Linked DNA regions of Mus musculus: region 2 is linked to region 1. The links are chromatin contacts, found by Hi-C or POLR2A ChIA-PET in ENCODE. All regions are on one chromosome and are shown on one strand. Each heading gives the region's core, a stretch centred on a gene start or an enhancer-like site at or near the end of the contact. The rest is flanking DNA. Distances are from core to core; before and after follow the strand shown.

The links. A loop is a pair of places that touch in the nucleus more often than their neighbours do. ChIA-PET counts read pairs that join two places held with the same protein, here RNA polymerase II (POLR2A).
Region 2: POLR2A ChIA-PET joins it to region 1 with 49 read pairs in embryonic stem cell. The contact joins the enhancer-like site here to the promoter of Aars in region 1. A Hi-C loop is called at or near these places in 4 of 37 maps with a recorded cell type or tissue (T-helper 17 cell, left cerebral cortex, mouse embryonic stem cell and 1 more). POLR2A ChIA-PET finds 5 or more read pairs at or near these places in 3 of 5 experiments (all embryonic stem cell).

The regions. Positions count from the first base shown.
Region 1 is chr8:111,032,592-111,037,594 of GRCm38, forward strand. It overlaps Aars (alanyl-tRNA synthetase), which reads left to right and starts at 1,251. Exons shown (of 21, transcript NM_146217.4): 1 at 1,251-1,672; 2 at 4,318-4,482. The coding sequence starts at 4,339.
Region 2 is chr8:110,968,891-110,974,156 of GRCm38, forward strand. St3gal2 (ST3 beta-galactoside alpha-2,3-sialyltransferase 2) reads left to right here. Exons shown (of 7, transcript NM_009179.3): 5 at 298-343; 6 at 654-773; 7 at 1,212-3,607. The coding sequence ends at 1,385. Among named protein-coding and RNA genes, the nearest start is that of Gm51551, 18 kb to the right of the region's middle. Within about 2 kb of position 1,446, at least 1 of the 3 ENCODE cell types and tissues checked has a DNase peak (open chromatin) inside an H3K27ac peak, as active enhancers do.

The sequences.
Region 1 (5,003 bases), core at 1-2,500:
GAAAACAACCATTCTTTGTCCATTTCTGTGTTTGAACTAATAAAGTCTTGTACTAACAGATAGAAACCATTTGGAATCTATTAACTTACCAGACCACTGGCTTCCACCATCCAAAAAGCTAAAGATGCCATCAGATAACATCTTGGGTCTATAGAAAAGCTTTCCATCTTGCTATAGTCGCCTTTCAGATATAACCATCACTATATTTTAAAATTACCTTGACTTATGACTCTCTTTGTTCTGTAAAGCTGTACATCATGAAAAAGTTTTCGTGTAATTTGGGGTTTCCTCATCTGTGAAAAAGTGGTACTAGCAGACCTGATAATACAGTTTAAAAATTAAACGGTGTGTGAACTTTTTAGTGTGATGCCTTACCTATAGATTTTAGGTTTTGTGTGTGTTATTTTGAGACTGTGCCCAAGGCCCAAGGGTAGCCTTAAGCTCTGATCCTCTTGGCTCTCAAGTGCTGGGACTATGGATGTGCGTCACCGTTGTAGGCGTTTCCTAAGAATGTTGACTTGTTTTCTAAAGCAAACAGAGGGACAGATGTCCTTTAACTTGGGTTACGTCATTTCTTCCTCTTCAAAATCAAGACCCGAATTTCTTCTTATTGGGACCTGAAGGACAAATATAAAGCTATGCCTAATGTCACAGGACTGTACTGCCTCCTACTCCGGAGGCTAAGACAAGAGTGAAAAATTCAAGGCCAACCTGGACAATTTATCCAGACCCTGTCTCAAAGAGAGAACCGGACGTATCAGTCAGTGCCAAAGCGCTTCGGCGTGGTTGAAGCACTTATTTCAGTCCAGGGTACCGTTAAAGAAGGCATGCCGATCTATACGCGATAACAATAAGAACATTTGATTGGTGCACACCTGCAAGACTGGCAAATCCCCTGATTTCAAGACCACCTTGCTCCGTTTCAAAAGGCCGAAAAACGAACCTTTGAGGTACGTGTATCACTTTGCAGTTAAACAGTTCTATGCCAAAATCTGTGATCGCCACCAAATTCATGTTTTCATTCCTCTTGTTAACTGTCAACTATTAGGGCTTTGCCAATAGAACCCAAAATGTCTGCCTCCTGAAGCCAATAGTCAACCCTGTCACGTGACACTCCATGTCCTAGCTTTCTTGAGCATTGCATCAGCCGAGCCCAGGAGCCTTCCCAGAAACCGGCTTGTTAGCTCATTCGCGCTCCGAATGATTGGCATGCCAGTGGACCAATCATATCAGAGGATGACAAGGCGTAGCGGGTCACTTTTCATCAGAGCGCTCTGATTGGATGGTGAGGTACGGCTCTGGCACCGGTTGTGGCGGGTGAGTATAGCTTCTTGTGCGCATCTGAGGGAGCAGGTAACTGCCGGCGAGTGGCGGTGGGCTCCGGGCAAGGAAGGACCTGGGGACCCGGACCCTCGGGAAAAAAAGCAAGTGAGCCCCGAGAGCTCTACGAGAAGAGCCGGCGCTTGGAGGGGGAGGGGCAGCTGCAGCGGGCTGCCGGGCGGTCCCGCCCCTGGCCTGGGTCAGGACCCGGTCTCCGCAGGAGCCGGATCTCGAGAGTAGCTTTTGCTATTCCCTCGGAGCACTGAGAGTGGTGTGGTTTCTGGTGGACTTGCAGAGGACCAAGACCTTGGGAAGATCGCGGTTGCTCTTCAGTCGCCACCCAGAGCTAAGGGTTTGTCTCCTCTAATTTTAATCTCTTAGGGGGTTAGGGAACCAGGCCTGAAGAGCAGGGTGACTAAGATAAATGGAGTCTCTCTAAGAGGCATCTTCATTCATTCTTTATTAGGTTCTCACACCTTACCCCAGACTGGCCTGAACTCAACTCTGTAACCCGGGCTGGCCTTGAACTCGCGGCAGTTCTCCTGCCTCAGCATTTCAAGTGCTGGAATTACAGGCGTGAGCCAGCACTCCAGACTCGCTTCTTTCTGTTGCTGTTTTGAGACAGGGTTTCACTATGTAGACCAGGCTGGTCTCGACTCACAGAGATCTTCAAGAGTGGTGGGACCAAAGGCGTGTGCTACGACCCTCGGCCCGATTCGATTCTTAAAAACAGAATAGTTGATACCTTCAGGTTCACCCGAACAAATATATTCAGCAATTTTTTCAAACAGTCTAAGTTTCCTGGTGTGCTTTGGAGTATGTTAGTGCAGAGCATGCTATTTACAGATTAGTATAATTAATCATGAGCATGGGTGACGACCACTTTACTAGATACTGAAAATACACTGTAACGGTGAAGTGAAGCCAGCCAGGATTCCTACTGAGATGTAACATAGACTGTGATTGGGAGGTGAGCATTAAATAGTCACACCAAATAAATCATTTGAGGCTAGGAGACAGTATAAAGAGGAGAGACCTGGTGAAGAAAGGAAAGGTTTGCTTAAGTATGTTTCTTTGTGATTGATCAAAACGACCTCATTAGGAAGAAGGGAAAGGAGAGGCCAGGCAGAACGGCTAGCTTGTAAATGGAAATATGTTACAAGGTCCTGTGGCTGAAGTCACCTTGTAATTCAAGGCCCTGGGTCTGGCCCCAAGCTTGCAAATACAAACAAATAAATAAAAGTTCTGAAGGCCTTTTAAGCCCCTGCTGGGATGTACTGTTTTCGGACCTGCCTCTGCTACAGACGTGTTATGTATATTGAGGAAAGAACAAGTTTTAATGTTGGAAACTTTATTTATTTATTCATTTATTTATTTATTTATTGGGGGCTGGGTCTCTGACCTGGAAACCTCCAACCCTCCATTTTCCTTCCTCAGCCTCCCGAGCTCTGGGATGGTCAGAGTGGGGACACAGCTTTCAACAGCCTTCAGTCTTCATAGGGTAATGGACATGTTAGATCCCAGTATACAACTCTGGTGTAGTCTGTATGTAGTGGCCACCCTATGGGGGCACTGGTTCTCCACTGGCTCTTAGCACACAGTCCTCATTCATTACTTAGGCAAAGGTGGGAGGTTCAAGTGTGCTCTAGAAAGTAATGTTCCCTCAGCTTGTCTGTGGAGAGAAGCAGGTTGTTTTCTTCAGCAACAATGACTCTAAAGGTAAAGTCGAACTGTAGCCATTGTTAAGGAGGGCTGAAAAGAGAAGGCGGTGTGACAAGATTTCTGAAAACCTTGACTCCTTATGGTGACTAGCAAGATCCTGTGGGAATGCAAGTCCATCCCCACCCCCCACCCCACCCCTCCACACACACTCAGCCTGTGTCACCATCTTTTTGCCCCTTTGGGGCTTCTGTCAGAGTGATAGACTAAGTTGTAAGTAGATCATTTGGAGTTGTGGTTGGCTGAGTCAGGATGTCATGTGCTTTGCGGGTGTGTTTAAAAACTCTGTGCTAATGGGCGTAAAATAGTGTCCAGTTCAATAACTTTTTTTTGATGCTCACAAGGTCCTGTTCCACACAGACACTAAACTCAAGCTAAAGTGGTGCAGTTAAGTTTAGAGCTGGCTCTAGAATTCTAGAGATGTTTAGATGATGTCAAAAATGAGACAGTTCTCATTTGTCAGGACACCCAGCACTGCAGAGCACTACAGCACTAGACGCCGATTGGTGCACTCCAACCAAAACCTGTCATCCCCACCTTACACACTCCCTGCCTTTCAGGGACCTGAGGGTGCACATAAAAACGTTTTGACGCTATAAAGTTGTCTTTTCTCAACCTCTGCCTCTTCTGAGTCCCCGGACTCGTTCTTCCAATAGCATACTCATTTCGAAATGATGCTGTATACAGATAGCCCCAGTTCTTCGTAATATCATGGCTAGAACCCGGCTCTTTCCCAGCTAGGGCTCTGAAGGTTTAGGCTACGTAGAGGTTGATGCATTCTTGATACTTTAGGGTGGTCCATGGCACAGATGGGCTTATCCCTGGGTTCATAGCCACTGACACAAGTGTCAGCCCAAACCTGGCACCTGTGCCTTTGGGGATATGGAACTTTGGACAAGCCTCAGCCTGTAGGTTAACAAAGAGCTTGGAAGCTCCTCAGAGGCCAGTGGGTACAGACTCCCCTTTTGTTGAGGTGACCCTTGCCGATTCCTAGCCGTAGGTACTCAGTGCGTATTTGGTTAATGAATGAAACCATGAAGAAGAGCCTTGCTTTGCTTGACGGGTCAACAGGGGGAAGACAGCCGGGGCCAGTCTGCTGAGGCAGCAAAGATTTCCCAGTGAGGGTGACTGTAACCTGGGACATTGCAACAGGAAAGTTTTAGGATCAAAGAAACAGCTAACCTATTTGACTTGGCTTGAGACGACACGAGTCTTGTGTAATCCCCACTTTTACTTTTATTTCCCTAACTTGCCGTCGTCATTCCTTCTTCCTTTTAGTTCCCGAGGAGACTTTCCGAAATGGATGCCACTTTAACAGCACGAGAGATCCGAGAGCGGTTTATAAATTTCTTCAGACGAAATGAGCACACCTATGTCCACTCTTCCGCCACCATCCCTCTGGATGACCCCACTCTGCTCTTCGCCAACGCTGGCATGAACCAGGTAAGGGTCGTCTTCCTCCTCTCTGCCTGCCTGGCTGGCTGAGGGCAGCAGAGCTGCCGGAAAGCACAGCCTGGGCTGTATAAAGTAGCAGGTAAACTCGAGTGACTTTCCGTGGTGAGCCCGAGTTTCTGTGTGATGGTTAGAAGCCAGAGGGGCTGGGAACATGGCTCCCACATTCGGCCAAGGAGTTCATTTTTAAATGAGTCTTGGAAAGACTCTTTTCTTTTATGGTCTTTGAGATCAAGAATTTGATAGGCCCAGTGATAGCCCTGGTATAGTGGTGAAAGGTTTAATCTTAGCAATCAAGAGGCAGAGGCAGGTGGCTCTCCACTAAAAAGGTCATAGGGAGTTCCAGGACAGCCAGGGTCACGAAGGAAGGAAGGAAAGAGGGAGGGAGGGAAGGAAGGGAAAAAGAAAGGAAAGGAAAGGAAAAAGGAAGGGAAGAAAACTTTAAGAGAATTTAAGGCCAAACTAGGCTACATAGTAAGACCAAGTCTCAAAAAAAAATTTTTTTAAGTTTT
Region 2 (5,266 bases), core at 196-2,695, 64 kb before region 1:
CACACACACACACACACACACACACACACACACACGGCGAGTTTGAGATCAGCTATTCCAAATGCTGAGTTTCCCAACAGAGAGCTTAGGGGAGAAAGGGTGAAACTGCAAGTTCCTAGGCTTGACTAGAGGATCCCAATTTTATCCCGAAAGCCACTGAAGGTTTTTATCATGGCCCTGCAGTGGCGAACATGCAACGGGAATAGGTCAGTCTAGAAATTGTGAGGGTGTCACTATTTGGTCATCAGGAGCAAATGTGTTGCCATCTGAAAGGTTTTTTTTCCTGTTTTCTTGCAGCACCTATGCCCCAGTGAAGTCCTTCCTTCGAGTGGACAAAGAGAAGGTAAGTTCTCTACCCCCTGTCTTTTGACTCTCACCACCATGGAAATTATGCTGGCTTATTCAAGCGATGCCAAGAGAGTGAGTGAGTTTTAGGATGGCCAGAGCTACCCAAGAGAAATCCTGTCCTGGGGGTGCAGGGGGAGGGGGCAGGTGTGGGATCTGCATCTGCTGGTATGCCTGACCCCTACAATGAACACAAGAACCTAGGAATACCCATGTGCTGCATTCCCGAGGAACTGCTAGAAGCTGTTCAGAGCCTGGCCCAAATCTCCAGACCTCCAAGCCCTTCATGTACCTTTCTCTCCTTGCAGGTCCAGATTTACAACCCAGCCTTCTTCAAGTACATTCACGACAGGTGGACCGAGCACCACGGGCGCTACCCTTCCACAGGAATGCTGGTGCTCTTCTTTGCACTACATGTGTGTGATGAGGTAGGCAGTCGGTGTTGTCTAGAGCAGAATTAGGAGAACCATAAACAGAGGAAACAGCCCTTTCCCCATCTTAGCTGTGGTTCCCGGGAAGTAGTTTTTGTAAACAGAAACCATGTTTTTTCATATCTGTTATTCCTATAAACAATATTTTTGCATTTCCCATCGTCATTACCTTTTAAGATTTACTAACAAAACTACTTCATTTAAAAGGCACATTTTTAGCAGGGTCATGGTGGCACCTGTAATCAGATACGGAGAGTTTGAGACAGGAGCAGCGTTTGAGGCCAACCTGGGCTACATAAGACCCAGTCGTGAAAAAGCGAAACACAAATGAGAAAGAGACAGAAGTCCCCTCTGAGTCAGTGCCCTTATGTCAGGCCTGGGTGTCCCCAACCACGCCCCCGACTCCCAGTGACCCCTGTGCCACCCTCCTCACAGGTGAACGTGTATGGGTTCGGGGCCGACAGTCGAGGCAACTGGCACCACTACTGGGAGAACAACCGGTACGCGGGCGAGTTCCGGAAGACAGGCGTGCATGACGCCGACTTCGAAGCCCACATCATCGACATGCTGGCCAAGGCCAGCAAGATCGAGGTCTACCGAGGGAACTGAGCGGCCCTGAGCGCCTTCAGAACCAGTCACTTCTGGGTCCGGCAAGCGCCGGTTGCAGCCCACCAATCAGACTGCGCCGTCCCCAGCAACCAATCAGTGCTGCAGTTGGGAGGAGCTTCTTTCTTAGCCAATCACGCAACTCAAGGAGAATTTCCGGCGCCGCCGTCTCCACCAATCATGGCCTTGGGAGGCGGCGGGCCTCGACCCCCTCCCCTAAACCTGCTTTGGATAAGAATTTTGATGCTTTTTAAGAGGCGGGTCTGGGGCTGGGCAGGAGCGCCTTGAACTGCTCATTTCCAGCTTAGGCCGGGTGGGTGAGTGAAGCCATCCAAAGAAATGTGGTTCCGGTGAGACACTCTCCAGGGCTTTCCGTGGCGCACCAGGTAGTAGGGGGTTGAATTCACCCCCTGTTGGGTTGATCTCCCTAGGGCCTCACTAGTGTCAGGAACGGGTAGGAAGCTTCACCGGGTCACATGCAAGGTGCTTCTCTCACATGTGCCCTCACTCCTGTCTCCTACCACCTTCTCAGCGTCTGTCCTTAGGTCCTGGGCCTCCTCTCCAGCTCACCTGTTGATTCGGAGACAAAGTGAGACCACCCTGACTCGGCTGCTTTTGCTCTCCCACACGTGACCCGTGTCTTTAGCCCTAAGGCGCGAGAGAGCAACACGGTTGGACAGTTGGCTGGAAAGGAGATCCCTGAGCATGTACCGTTTTCTTTCATTGTCACCCCAAAGAGGAGCAGGCAGCCTCTTGCTTGGGGGTAGGATTTGCTTTGGACTCATGCTTTAGTTACCCTCAAGCTGCCAGGGATGGCGATCCAACCAAGATTGCTTGACAATTGTTTGCGGGGCCTCGCGCAGATGGCTCGGAGCTTTGCTGGGGAGGAGCGGATTGGTGGCTGCCCTGCATGCCTCCTCCTGTCCGCACCTTTACCCTGCTTACTCGCCTGTTCTAACCTACTCTCCAGCTCCAGAAGGGCCGCTCAGTCAAGAATCAGGGGTTACAACTGGAAGCTACTTGCATGACTTGGTCACAGTTGAGGTTCACTGGGAGAAAGGGCTTCAGTGAATGTCTCAGGCCGCAGAAAACACGTCCCTGCTGCAGCGTCCACATAAATATTTCCCATTCTTAATGAGTTCACATTACCAAGCAGCCTGGTTGGGGGACAGTCACACATAAGGGAGAGTGTTAAGAGGTTTGGGATGAGGCAACAACCCTAAAAACTAATACATGGAGAACTTTGCTCGAGTCTGTTCCTTCCCAGTTTCAAAAGCACGGGTGGAGGAAAAAAAAAAAGGGAGGGGCGTATAGCAGAACCTCTCAGGGCTCGAACCATCGCACATAGTCACCGTTCCAGTTTTTGCCTGTCTCATCTCTGCTCTCAAGCTGCTGTGATGAGAAACGGGAAAGCAATGCAATTATGCCAAACAGTATTGAGAAGAGTAATTTATTTTTCTTCCCTTTGTTTTGTTTAAATCATGAATCCCCATTCTAGAAAAGGTAGGTCCCAGAATCTACATCTTTTTCTTCTAGAGTTATTTAAACATTCAACTTTCCCTTCCGTTTCTTTCCCTGAATTAAAAAGAACAAAGCCCATAGAGTCACTCATCTGTTCTGAACTGCACCATCCTAGGTGTCTAAGGAGGTAAGGGTGTTTGGGAGAACAACACAACTCTGATACCCTCTTACGGCTGAGGAGTCTAGTTCATGGGCTCTGTTCACTGAAGTCCCCCCTAAGGACTCTGAGTATTATGGTTTAAAAAAAAAAATCAACTTATTATGTCAGGCATGGTGGCATGTGCCCTTAATCCTAGCAGTTGAGAGGCTGAGGGGCAGGAAAAGAAGTTAAAGGCTAGCCTCAGCTACATGGTAACTTTCAAACTAACCTGGGCTACATGAGACCTTTCTTAAGGGGGAAAAAAAGGAGCAAAAAATCTCTAGTGAGTTCTCTCACGAGTTCTGACATTTTTCTGCTTAGCCCAATCGTGCTGTGTGGCCCACAGCTTGTTGCCAGTACAAAGTGCTATGCAAAGGAAGAGTTCTCTGGGAGAGCTGCGGAGGGCAGATAGTGCCTCTCTGAGTTTTGCCTGTCACTAAGGATAAATGCTTAAACTTCAGTAGGGTAACTGGAAAACAGGGGGGAATGTTGGGTCTGCACCTTAAACTACTCACTAAAATAGGTCGTATGGATCTTAGAACTAAATTAAAAAAAAAAAAAAACCAAACCCACAGGTAGTAAGTAGTACTTCTTGTCTTTTCAAGACAAGGTTTCTCTGTGTAGCCCAGGCTGGTCTGGAACTCAGAAATCCTCCTGCCTCTGCCTCCCAAGTGTCGGGACTACAGGTGTGCATCATCACAGTACAGATGGATTACCTTCCCCCACCCCAGCTGCTGTGATTCATCCCTGCAGTCTTAGCGAGGCTGAGGAGGTACACTAAACTAGTGTTGATTTTCTGAGAGAGCAGCTGTCTTGTACCTATGCTCTGTAGACCAGGCTGGTCTCAAATTCCTAGGAGATCCATCAGCTCTGCCTCGTGGGTTCCAGGGTATATGCTATTTAACAAAAAAAACTGACAGACATCAGATACATAAGTTTTGTCCTCTGGTCGTTTAACTCTTCTGTGATTATGGTTTCTGAGACTGGGGCAGGGCTGTTCTGTTAAAATAGATAGGAGACCAATGTGGAAGGCAGCATGTAGAGTTTTATGTTCATAAAACCTATCAGGATTGCACGAGGGTAGCTGGGTAGAAACAGCAATGGTCTGGGATGAGCTGTTTTTACTCCATTCTTAGACCAGAGATGGCCTGCCATGTGGCTTTAATTTTGCTTTTTTGAGACAGGGTTTCGCTTTGCAGACTAGGCTGGCCTCAAAACCAGAGGCCTTTCTGCCTTTGCTCTGAAAGTGCTGGAGTGTGCCATCCCACCCCCTCCCTTTTTCTTTTTCTTAGAGATTTATTTATATGTAGGTACACTGTAACTGTCATCAGACACACCAGAAGAGGGTATGTCATTACAGATGGTGGTGAGCCACCATGTGGTTGCTGGGAATTGAACTCAGGACCTTCAGAAGAGCAGTCACTGCTCTTAACCATTTAAAAGGGAGGGGGGCTGGGGCCATCTCAGTAGCCCCCACCCCCCTCCCTTTTAAAACTTTACATGTGTTGGTGTTTTGCCTGCATGTGTCAGATCCCCTGAAACTGAAGTTACAGTTCTGGGCTGCCATGTGAGTGCTGGGACTTGACCCCAGACCCTCTGGAAGAGCAACTACTGGTGTCAGGCACTGAGCTCTCTCCAGCCCTTTCTGCCTTGTTTTTAAGAGATGTTCACTTTCAGTGTCACCATTTAGGTGAGTGCAGGTAGTAACTATTGCTCCATCTTGTTTTGTGCCTTCTCACTTCTCTTGCCCTTCTTTGAAACTTCCCCACAGCACTCAAACACCTGCACACTCACAGGCAAACCTTGATGTCTTCTGCACTACCCATTCTAGGCAGACCGTGATTTTCAATCTCATACCTGCTCTCCCGTGTTCACCATCATTCAAGGGCTGAAACTCTAGCCTACATACACATCTATCTGGTACTTCTCTTCTGTGGAACCAAAATATTTCAGATCCAAAAGAGTCTAAACATGTTTTGTTTGATCTTTGTCCTTTCCTATTGTTGTATAGGCTAAATCCCTGAATTCTGGGCTCAGTTGATATTTATTTCACTGTCGAGGTTCACAGGTGAGCACCAATACAACATCTTAAGATCTAAATGAACATAAAAATGACTCCCAAGAAAGATGGTTTTAATTCTGTTTTTGAGCCATGTTCTCTTAATATAACTCCGGATATTCAGGAACTACTGATCTTGTCACCAGAGCACTGGGATTGAAAGTA